2 separate regions of the Homo sapiens genome follow, and region 1 is linked to region 2. A link is a contact called in ENCODE Hi-C data. All regions are on one chromosome and are shown on one strand. Each heading gives the region's core, a stretch centred on a gene start or an enhancer-like site at or near the end of the contact. The rest is flanking DNA. Distances are from core to core; before and after follow the strand shown. Region 1 holds the start of KLHL13 (kelch like family member 13). Region 2 overlaps KLHL13 (kelch like family member 13).

Region 1 (5,754 bases), core at 2,261-4,760, 50 kb after region 2:
CTGCAAAACATTTTTTTTTAAATTTCCCTGGATAATTTTTTTAAGCCAATGACCTTCCCCAGGAAAGACTCTTCAGTGGCTTCCTATTGTTCTGAGAATCAAACCCAAATTCTTTCTCAGGACCTCCAAGTCCTATTTATCGGTTATTGAGCTGCTTCTAGGCTCTGTAACATCTTCTTTAATCCGCCATGCTGGCTTGCTTTCTGCTCTTCAAAAACGCCAAGTCTCTTTTTCCCCCCTCAAGGCCTTGGCTCTTACTCTTCTCTCTGCAAGAATGTTATCTCGGGAATGTTCTCCCAGATCCTGACAAGGTAGGCCTATTCTCTCTTCTCTTTCAGGTCTCTGCTCAATCATCTTCTCTGAAAGGCCTTTTCTGACTTCCCACACTAAAGTAGGCCCTTCCTAGCTATCTGTATCATATTCCCCTACTTATTTTCATTGCTCTTACTACAGTCTATAAGGATCTTCTTCATTTGTTTGCTCGTTTATTGTCTGTATTCTCTGGTAGAATATAAGCACTGTGATACTCCACAAGAGCAAAGATCATGCCTTATAAGGTTTATCATTGTGCCTAACACAGGGCCTTGGCACACAAGTACCCAGTAGATTTTGTAAAATGAATTAGTAAATGAATGAATGATACATAAAAACCTGATTGTTATGAATATCAGTAACTTGAGAAAGCCATTTTTATAATTTTGAGATATTTTCTCTAGGGCTATTCATTTCTCTACAGTCTTTCCACATTTTCTGAAATAATTCCTGGAAATTTGTTGTATTATTTCATAGCAATAAAAATACATCGGTTTCAATCAGTGGATTTAAGAAAAAAATATTTTCAAGAGGTTTTAGTGGTTTATCAAACATCAATAAAAATCAAACAATTTGAAAATTGGTCAGTCTCATTTCACTACTGCAAGTCAAATTACATGAAGAAGCATAATTTGAAATGTACATAAAATGAGAAAGAAGATAATCCAATAAGTAAGTGCAGTTACATTTAGTAATATCAGAAATATCCAGTCTGCTAACCTCTAGGTGTACCAGATGGACTATCAAACACATATTGAGTCATATTGAAGATTCAGAGCAAAATGCTTATGGCTAACTCATCCACCTTTATTCTTTTCCTGGCAAATATAAATAGTCTTACTATGCAATCACATTAGCAGCAATCTTAGCTTAGATTTTGTATCAATAATAAGCATGAAAAGAAAAAAGTAAGAAAATAGTATAAACTCTTTTCCTTGAAAAAGTTGTAAGTTTTTATGTATTTTGAGAATAGTTTGCTAAGAAAATTACAGACTTAGAAAGTGGGCCTATTAGAATAAGTACCCTTTCCCTACTACATTCCATTTTTTAATAAACCTCAAGTAAACTCAGGAATTTACCAAATCAATTGGGAAACTACAAATCATCTGCAAGTTATCTAACTAAATTGATAAGCAATAGGCCTTACTTTTCTTGTGAAAACTACTTTCTTCAGAACATCAACTGAGCCTTATATAATCACACTACACTTTTTGAAGTGTGCTTATAAAAATGGCAGATTGAAAACCTTGGGCTTTTTAATAATTGAAGCTCTTATTTATCTGTTTTTTAAATACATCATTTGATGTTGCAGCAGAAACTACTCTCATCTCACTGCCATAAGACGTGCTACCAGGACAGTGAAATTTAGCCATTATCTTCATTCACAACCTGGTTTCTTCTGAGATTGCTGCCAATTAGTGCACACTGTGTCAATGGCAACACTTGGTCATACATCAGGCAAACAACTCTTTTACCGTTAAGTATGAGGATATTAATAAGAACTTGCAGTTAAGGGAGCTAATATTTTTAGATGTAAAATGATGTCATAAATGCTGAATTATTTCATTTTTCTCAGTTTTTAAATTTGAACACTAGATACAGTCTATTTCCAAAAACACAGCTGCGTATGTCAGCATGTGCTTGTTCACTGGTATTTGCCTCCACTTTGTGCTTCTCCATTCAGCTTTCTTCACACACTAATTGCAGTATGAAAGTGAGCAAATGAACCTCAGTATGGGAGCTAACACCACAACTACATGGGGAGAAAGCGATATCGCTAAGAGTGAGTAGTCTTTTTTGTAACTACGTGGTTTTAAAATATGCTGCTTTTAGAGGGTTTATACAAACATGAAATCTACTGTTAAGAAACTGTGGCTTCAAAAAAAAGAAAGCAGGTGCCCTCCAGAGACAGTTTTAAATCCCAGCGTCTCTTAGTCTCCATTCAATGTGCTTAGTTACCAGCCTATGCTAACTTGAGCGACTTTATCCCAAACCACTAAAGTCCTCTGACTACATTAAAACGATTAACATCCTAGTTTACAATTAGAGAAATGGAGCCAGGCATCACAATTCCCACCAATCCTCTCTCTCAGGCCTGCTCAGCAGCCAGGGAAGAATCAGATTTAGGACCATGTACGAAGATTGCGTACCAACATATATACATACATTTTAAGTGGCTATTGTTCTTGGACTAAGTTAATGAAACCTAGAAAGAAACTTTAAAGTTCCCTAGTTGATATTTACTAAGGCTATTTAGTGAAGGAATGATCTCATCACTTTCAGTAAACTGTAGCCTAGACTATAAGCCTCCAAGAAAATCATTAGTCAACTGTAATTAAACAAACAAACAAACAAAAAAGTCAAAATATTCAGAGCTGAAGACATTCAGAGCTAAGTTAAAAGCTTCGAGGAAGAAGAGGAGTGTGCTCCTGACTTGGGAGCCAGCAGAGGAGCCTCCTAAGTTAGAAGATTCTGAAGGAGAGATGGATTAGGAGGCACAAAGCAGAAACTGTTAGAGGGCAAGAGACAGTAGGGCCGGGGCGGGCAGCGGGACCCCAGACCGTCAGGGCAGCAACAGCGAGGCCCAGAGGAGAAGATCTTGGAGAGATGACAAAGAAGCACAGGAAAGCCGGGTTCTGGGGTCCTAGAAGAACCCAGGCGTCCGACGGAGCCAGAGGGACCGGCAGAAAGGGATGCGAAGGTGTAAGGATGAGGGCGCGCACCAGCACGCGGGAGAAAAAGAGGGGGCGGCGGGCAAAATGAAGCTGTTTCCCTGCTCCTCTGCTCCTCTGCCCCTGGTACAGATCGCAACTCCTCGCCGCGCACCGCGCAGCGCCGGGTCCGAAGGCAGGGAAGCGGCTGCTGGAGCCCCTGTGACTTCAGGACCCTGCCTCACCTTGCTCGCCGCGTCCTGGCGTCCCGCCGCTTGTCCGCCGGGTGCTGCGCTCCGAGGGCCAAAGAGGGAGTCGCGCGGCGCAGCCGGGGCTCCCTCCTGCTGCGAGGCACCAGCACCCGCACCTTCGCACCCTCTGCTCGCCCCGACCACTTCACCCTGTCCTGGCGCAGGCGGAGAGCACGGACCCTAACCCGAATGCCGCTGCAGTTATTTTCAAAAGTCCCCGTTCCAGGCTTCCCAGGAATAGGAGCTGAGCTACTGCGGCCGCAGCGGCAGAGCCTCCGCCTGACCTCACCAGGGTGTGGGGGGGCTGCTGAGGGAGGGGGGCGGGAACCCAGTTGGGGAGGGAGGGGGCAGTGGGGGGGGGAGCGCGCGGGCGGGGGAAACATGGCGGCGGGGGTGGCCCCGGCGGCGCCTGCGCGGGAGGCAGGGTGGCGGGGAGCCGGGGCTAGGACGGTGTGTGGGGTCCGAACGGAACTCCCAGGCTGTAGCGAAAGCGTGACAGGGCCGGACCCTGAAGCTGAATGACCGCTAAGTGGCCCTCACGCCTCGGAAACCGGGAGGCTCTGGTGTGAGCCCACATGGATTCTAGTGCCGGGAGGCAGAAAAAGTGAAAAGTGTCAAGTATCCAGGGACAACAGTGCAGCCGCCCCGGGTTAGCCACTCCAAGGAGGTCCACCCGTGCATTCTGCCAGCCGTGGCCTCGGCCTCCTCATAGTCACGGCGGGGCCCGAGCAAAGGGTGTGCCCTGGAAGCGGTGCCACCTCACCTCAGTGGGGCCCACGTCTCAAAATAAGCCTGACCCAGGCTCTCACACAAATATCACTCTTCTAGTGGGATAAGCGCTTCATCCCTCCCCCTCCCTGCTGCAGTACACAACATTAAGAAAGAGGAAGGATAAAAACTACAAATAACAGTTTAACATTTTACTGAGCGTCTGCTATGAACCAAGCACTGAAGCATCAACTTACCTAATTCACAGCTACTCTACAAGTTACACACTATTGTCTCCATTTTACAAGTGACAAAACTGAGGTGTATAGGTTAACCAAGTTGCCAGAGGTTACATAAATAGTAAGTGGCAGAGCGGGACTCAGGATCCCAAGCGGTGTGATTCTGGTACCCAGGCTCTTAACCACTATGCAAACTGCTTCCAAACTCTGGTGGGACTGCTCTTCTAAGTCAGAATCTTGATTCTGCTCTATCAGCCTAGCCCCCAAAAAAAACCCCAGTCAAGCCTGTTTTTCCCCTTGCTTGTCTTCTATTCATTCTTTGCCTTCTTGACGGTTACAGCCTGGGGCCACCTTCTTACACCTATTCCTTTGCCCTTTCTACTTATAATTCCAGACTCCTCCTTGGGAAAATAAAGGGAGTTTGCTCTTAGCAACCAGTTTAATCACTATTGTGATTTTTTTTCTTTGGCTGTTTTTTTCTTCTTCTTCTTCTTAAGGAAGTGATGCGGTGAGTGTGGAATCTTTATGTTTTCTAGGATTTCTCCCTCTGGGATCTGAGATCTTCAACATTGCTGACTTTGTATTTCAACTTACATACACTGAAATTCTAGTAGTAGGTTTTAGGTAAATTTGAGAATAATCAGCTACTCAAAAACTTGCTAGAACTAAAGATAATACCACATTGTTGGACTTTACCAAATAATCAAAGAACTCCAAATATACATAGAATTTGCATTATTACCTTTTACGTGCAAGTGTATTGAACCCAATTCCCCTTTGTTAACAGGAATGCTTCCACTGGCTTCTCCACTATGCTTATTCAATAATTATTGTATACCTACCTTACACACTAAATGCTTATTGGGTAGAAAGCACCTTGTACAGAAGTTTACAATCTCACTGAGGTGATATATTCCAAACAATCACTTTTAGCATGTATCAAAAACCTGGCACACAGGTTAAAAAAAAAATAAGTACAAACTGAGCTGGTGTACACTCGAGTCACTGCTTTGTCCTGCCATAAAAAGGTTCAAGTGGGGTTACTTTATAATAAGTTTCTCCCACAGAAATGCCAGTAAAAATGGGATAATCCAGTGTGGGCCAAGCAGCCCTTATCTACACAAAGAGAAAACCCTCATAGCAAGGGTGTTGAGATGGGGGCAACTGCAGGATCTGCATTTGAACTGCCAGTAGCTTGCACAGATTCTCAGTTTAAAAAAAAAGAAAAAAGAAAAAGAACTGGCAATAAGATATTACAAATATGCTTATCCAATAGAAGTCCATTGCTGTTTGGGTTCGGATGCTTTATCTGAATACTTAATCTACTGGATAGAGCACTAGACTCAGAGTCAGAAGACAATTTATGTGCTATGTGACATTAAGTTAGTGCTCTGAGAGTGTTTTCCCAAATTTCCAGTGGGGAGCAAAATAATACTGGTCTGATATGCCCCACAGCATTGTTTTGGGTTTCAAATAAGATAACACATGGGAGAGTATGTTGCATTTGGAGAAAAGGTCTTTAAAGAGGTAATTCAGTTAAAGTAATGTCTCTAAGATGGGCCCGAATCCAATATGACTGGTGTCCTTTTAAGA
Region 2 (6,064 bases), core at 53-2,552:
CAAGAATAGCTTCCAAAGTTACTGAGCCCTTCTAGCTTCCTGCCCTTGGCCTCCCTAGGCTCCATTAGGCTAGAGCAAGCTCCAGTGTGTTTCTGCTACATAGAAGTAAAAGAAACTCAACTAAGACAGGAATAGGTAATGAAACACAAATACGGAAGAGTTATAGCTCCTCCAGGGCTGGACATCGCTATTTTAATAGATACTAAAATTCTACAGTATCACAATAAGTTCCTTCTATTACTCCATTTACTGTTTTTTTTCTGACAACATAGCTGATAGTATATTATCTAAAAATTTGTAAAGTCATAACAAAAATTAAACTGTGCTTAGAGAAAAACCAAGTAGAATTGTTACAAAGCAGACAGAAAAGGGTAATGACAGGTAATATTTATTTAGTAGTGGAGGTGGTGAAGATTGTGAGTTCCAATTCAGGAAGATAGTTAAGCCAGTATGCTTTTTAAATTATCTGGAACCAGTCATGAGACATGAAATCTGTTTAGTGGGTCAGGACAAGTGTTTATTTTTAATGAAACAGAACTACAGGGGTAAAATAGTAAAAATAAATATTGGTAAGTATTCTTTCATGAAACGATTTGCTCCAGATACTACACACTTTTAAGTCACTAAATTATGAAATCAACTATAGTTCTAACTTCTGGCCAGGGTCAAAAGAGCTTAAATGTCACTAACAATCCCATGCTTCCAAAATACCAACTGGAGGCAATAACTCCTAGTAACACATTTTCATAACATATTTATTTTATGAGTTAAACAAATAAAAGTATTCCTAGCAAATAAATCTTATTTGCTTTAAGTTAACTCAAAGTGGATCACAGATCTAAATATAAAACCCAAAAATATACAACTTCTGGAAGAAAAGATAGAAGAAAATCTTCAGGATTTTAGGTTAGGCAAAGATCTTGTAGCTATGAAAAACATGATCTACGAAAGAGAAACCTGACAAAATGATCTTTATCAAATTACAATATTTTGTTCTGAGAAAGACTACCAAGAAAATGAAAGGACAAACCACAAACCAGGAAGAAAAATTGCAACCCACACATCTGATGAAAGATTTACATCCAGAATCAATAAAAAAATTACAACTCTACAATGAAAGAAAATCTAGTTTTTTTCCTTAATGGGCAAAAATCTGAACACATACTCAAAGATATATGGAATAACAAATAAATATATGGAAAGATGCTCAAAATCATTAGTCATTAAGGTACGTGCCCATGAACACAATGAGACAATTCTTTATTCTTCCCATTGGTATATACATAGAGAGTTTCCAATAGTTTCTCATTGTAAGTACAGTCATGCATCACTTAACAATGGGGATAGGTACTCAGAAATGTGTCATTAGGTGATTTCATCATTATGCAAACATCATAGAATACACTTACACAAACCTAGATGATATAGCCTATTATATACCCAGGTTATACGGTATAGCCTATTGTTCACAGGCTACAAACCTCTAATGCATGTGACTGTACTGAATACTGTAGGCAACTGTAACATAATAGTCAGTATTTGTGTATCTAAGCATATCTAAACTTAGAAAAGGTGCAGTAAAAATACAGTATAAAAGATAAAAAATGGTACACCTGTATAGGGCACTTAGCATGAATGGAACCTGCAGGACTGGAAGTTGGTTGCTCTGAGTGAGTCAGTAAGTGAGTGGTAAGTGAATGTGAAGGCCTAGGACATTACTGTATACTGTTGTAGACTTTATCAACACTGTACACTTAGGTAAACTAAATTTATAAAAAAATTTCTCTTTCTTCAATAATAACCTTAGCTTACTGTAACTTTTTTTATATGCTTTTAAATTTTTTTTAACTTTTTGCCTCTTTTGTAATAACTTAGCTTAAAACACATTATACAGCTGTAAAAAATATTGTATTTCTTTATATCCTTATTCTATAATCCTTATTCAATTTTTACTTTTATTTTACTTTTTAAACTTTTTTTTAACTAAGACACAAGCACATAGGCCTACACAGGGTCAGGATCATAAATACCACTGTCTTCCACCTCCACATCGCATCCCACTGGAAGGTCTTCAGGGGCAATAACGTGCATGGAGCTGTCATCTCCTATGATGATAATGCCTTCTTCTGGAATACCTTCCGAAGGACCTGCCTGAAGCTGTTTACAGTTAGGTTTTTGTATACATAGAAGGAATATACTCTAAAATAACAATAGAAAGTATAGTAAATATATAAACCAGTAACACAGTCATTTATTATCAAGTATTATGTACTATATATATAACAGTATTGCTATACCTTTATACCACTAGAAGCAGCACAGTGGGGTCGTTTACACCAGCATCACCACAAACACGTGAAGAATGCTTTGCACTACAACATTAGGAGGGATCTGACTTCACTAGGCAATAGGAATTTTTCAGCTCCGTTATAATCATATGGGACCACAATTTCGTAGGCAGTTAATCACTGGCCGAAAGGTTATGTGACACATGACTATAATATCGCATTCTTATTTACACATCTCTGCACACACACAATTTCTGTTGGATCCAGCCTTCAGAACAGTATCACTAGAAAAGCACAATGGGTAGAGAGGAAGATGGCCGACTAGAAGCCCCTAGCCCTCCTCCCTTCCATAAAGACAAGCAAAACAACAAATAAACAGCTATATTTTAATGAAAATAACTAATGGAGAACACCAGGGTGCGTCAAAGGAGTAACACAAACCTTGGTGAGCACAGAAACTCAGGAGAGTCACATAAAGAACGGAAGGAAATACTAGGACTCCATCACCCCATCCCCCATGTGAGATAACCTGGGAACCAGAAGGAACTTCTCTCTATGGTGCAAAGGTAGGCAAGAGGATCCCAGCAGCCCCCATCAACCCTTTGGATACCTACAATCCTCACTACTGGGGTCCCCTGCAGTCCTCACTAGCATTAAGCTCAGCTGAGGGAGCTGCCTAGAGACCACAAAGCTGTGCTCCCCCCACAGATAAGAAGCCAACACTGTGCCCCACCCCAAGTGGCCCACAGGGCTACTGCACTGAGAGCTAATGCTAGAGTATGTCTTGCCCCAGGATGAGTACGAGTAGTCACAGCACATCTTCTTCCCTGAGACTAAACTGCCCTCAAACCACCCCTGCTTAGTGGCCCTATATCCTCAAGTCCAGCTGTGAACAACTGTCCCTTCCCTGTGGGGCCAAGAAATGGTGGAACTGCTCCACCCACTCCTTCCCCCATCCCCTCAGGCAGAGTTGAGGCTGCGCAGTCCCTCCTGGGGAACCCATACTTTGGCAGAACAGCTCCATCTTCTCCCAGCCATGCCTGCACCCTGCCCCTAGGGACCTGAGCTGAATCTGCACTCTGCTGCTGAGCAAACAGCGCTTTGGTGGAGCCCTGCATCCTGGTGAAAACAGGGCCATCCAGAAGAGTCACACACACACACACACACACACACACACACACACACACCCTCACCTGAACTGAAACTGAAAATTGCCCCCTTGGGAGTTGGTGCCTTTGCTGAGCTGAGCAGCTGCACATCCCTTCAGGAGGTATTCCAGAAAAAAAGCATTGTTACCATAGGAAATGACAGCTCCATGCACGTTATTGCCCTGAAGACCTTCCAGTGAGATAAGATGTGTAAGTGGAAGGCAGTGAAATTGATTATCCTAACCCTGTGTAGGCCCAGGCTGATGTATATGCTTGTGTCTTCGTTTTTAACAAAAAAAAGTTTAAAATGTAAAAAAAAAAAAAAAAAAAACAATTTTAAAAATAGAAAAAGGCATATATATGGTAAAAGCCAAGACTTCACCATTATACAATATACCCATGTACCAAAATTGAACTTGTACCCCTTACATTTATACAAATAAAAAACAATATTAATTCTTCCAGTTCATGAAAAAAGAAAAATGCTTATATAAAGAAATTATATGTATATATGTACGGATATAAAAAAAGAATTTTTGTATAGCTGTGCAATATGTTTTTGTTTCAAGCTAAGTGTTATTACAAAAGAGGCAAAAAGTTTTAAAAAATTAAAAAGTGTACAAAGTAAAAAGTTACAGTAAGTTAAGGCTAATTTATTACCAAAGAAAAAATATTTTTTATAAATTTAGTAAAGCCTAAATGTATAGTGTTTATAAAGTCTATAGTAGTGTACAATAATATCCTAGGCATTCACATTCTCTTCTCACTGACTGACACCCATAACAACTTTCAGTCCTGCAAGCTCCATTCATGATAAATGCCCTATGCAGGTGTACCATTTTTTATCTTTTATACCATATTTTACCATACCTTTTATATGCTTAGATATATTTAGATACACAAATACAGATCATTATGTTTCAACTACCTATAGTATTCAGTACAGTCACATGCATTACAGGTTTGTAGCCTGTGAGCAACAGGCTATACCATATAGCCTAGGTGTGTAGTAGGCTATACCACATACGTTTGTGTAAGTACACTCCATGATATTCACACAATGACAAAATTGCCTAAGGATGCATTTCTCAGAATGTATACCTGTCGTTAAGTGATGAAGGCTGTGTAAGCATTTAAGGCTACAAATTTTCCTGTAAGTTTTGCTTACGCTGCACCTCACACGTTTTGCTATGCAGTGTTTGTTATTGCTCAGTTTTAAGTAGTTTACATTTCTATTAGGATTTCTTTCACCCCATGTGTTGTTTAAAAATGTTTTTCAATATCCATACATGGCTATTTTTAGTTGTTTCATATTTTTAGCATAATTGCACAGTAACCAGAGAATATACTCTAATTTTCAGTCCTTTCACTAGTTGTTGAGACTTGTTTGATGGCCTAGTATATGGTCAATTTTAATAAATGTTCTGTCCATACTTGTGATAAGACATTTTCTCCACTTGCTGAAATATTCTATGTATACTCAATAAATTAAGCTTGATAATTGTATTCAAATTATGTATAACCATAATAGATTTTTTTTTGTCTGCTTGTTCTATCAGTTACTGAGAGAGGTGGTTTACAATTTTCCACTCCAATTGGTAGATTTGTCATTTTCTTTTTTTTAATTTTTAAATATTTTTATTTATTTATTTATTTATTATTATACTTTAAGTTTTAGGGTACATGTGCACAATGTGCAGGTTAGTTACATATGTGTACATGTGACATGCTGGTGCACTGCACCCACTAGCTCGTCATCTAGCATTAGGTATATCCCCCAATGCTATCCCTCCCCCCTTCCCCCACCCCACAACAGTCCCCAGAGTGTGATGTTCCCCTTCCTGTGTCCATGTGTTCTCACTGTTCAGTTCCCACCTATGAGTGAGAATATGTGGTGTTTGGTTTTTTCTTCTTGCGATAGTTTACTGAGAATGATGATTTCCAACTTCATCCATGTCCCTACAAAGGACATGAACTCATCATTTTTTATGGCTGCATAGTATTCCATGGTGTATATGTGCCACATTCTCTTAACCCAGTCTATCATTGTTAGACATTTGGGTTGGTTCCAAGTCTTTGCTATTGTGAATAATGCCGCAATAAACATACGTGTGCATGTGTCTTTATAGCGGCATGATTTATAGTCCTTTGGGTATATACCCAGTAATGGGATGGCTAGGTCAAATGGTATTTCTAGTTCTAGATCCCTGAGGAATCGCCACACTGACTTCCACAATGGTTGAACTAGTTTACAGTCCCACCAACAGTGTAAAAGTGTTCCTATTTCTCCACATCCTCTCCAGCATCTGTTGTTTCCTGACTTTTTAATGATTGCCATTCTAACTGGTGTGAGATGGTATCTCACTGTGGTTTTGATTTGCATTTCTCTGATGGCCAGTGATGGTGAGCATTTTTTTCATGTGTTTTTTGGCTGCATAAATGTCTTCTTTTGAGAAGTGTCTAGAAAACCCCATTGTCTCAGCCCAAGATCTCCTTAAGCTGATAAGCAACTTCAGCAAAGTCTCAGGATACAAAATCAATGTACAAAAATCACAAGCATTCTTATACACCAACAACAGACAAACAAAGAGCCAAATCATGAGTGAACTCCCATTCACAATTGCTTCA

What was found. A loop is a pair of places that touch in the nucleus more often than their neighbours do. Pooled maps may share reads with other maps.
Region 1: a map of PC-3 shows a loop between it and region 2 (5-fold over the local background). The contact joins the promoter of KLHL13 here to the enhancer-like site in region 2. A Hi-C loop is called at or near these places in 2 of 168 maps with a recorded cell type or tissue (PC-3 and endothelial cell of hepatic sinusoid), 4 of 37 single-sample maps with no recorded cell type and 2 of 50 pooled maps.

What each region holds. Positions count from the first base shown.
Region 1 is chrX:118,113,300-118,119,053 of GRCh38, forward strand. KLHL13 (kelch like family member 13) reads right to left here and starts at 3,511. Exons shown (of 8, transcript NM_001168302.2): 1 at 3,209-3,511.
Region 2 is chrX:118,065,674-118,071,737 of GRCh38, forward strand. The region is part of intron 1 of KLHL13 (kelch like family member 13); the gene reads right to left. Among named protein-coding and RNA genes, the nearest start is that of KLHL13, 48 kb to the right of the region's middle. Within about 2 kb of position 1,303, at least 2 of the 41 ENCODE cell types and tissues checked have a DNase peak (open chromatin) inside an H3K27ac peak, as active enhancers do; they include PC-3, where a contact is called at or near this core.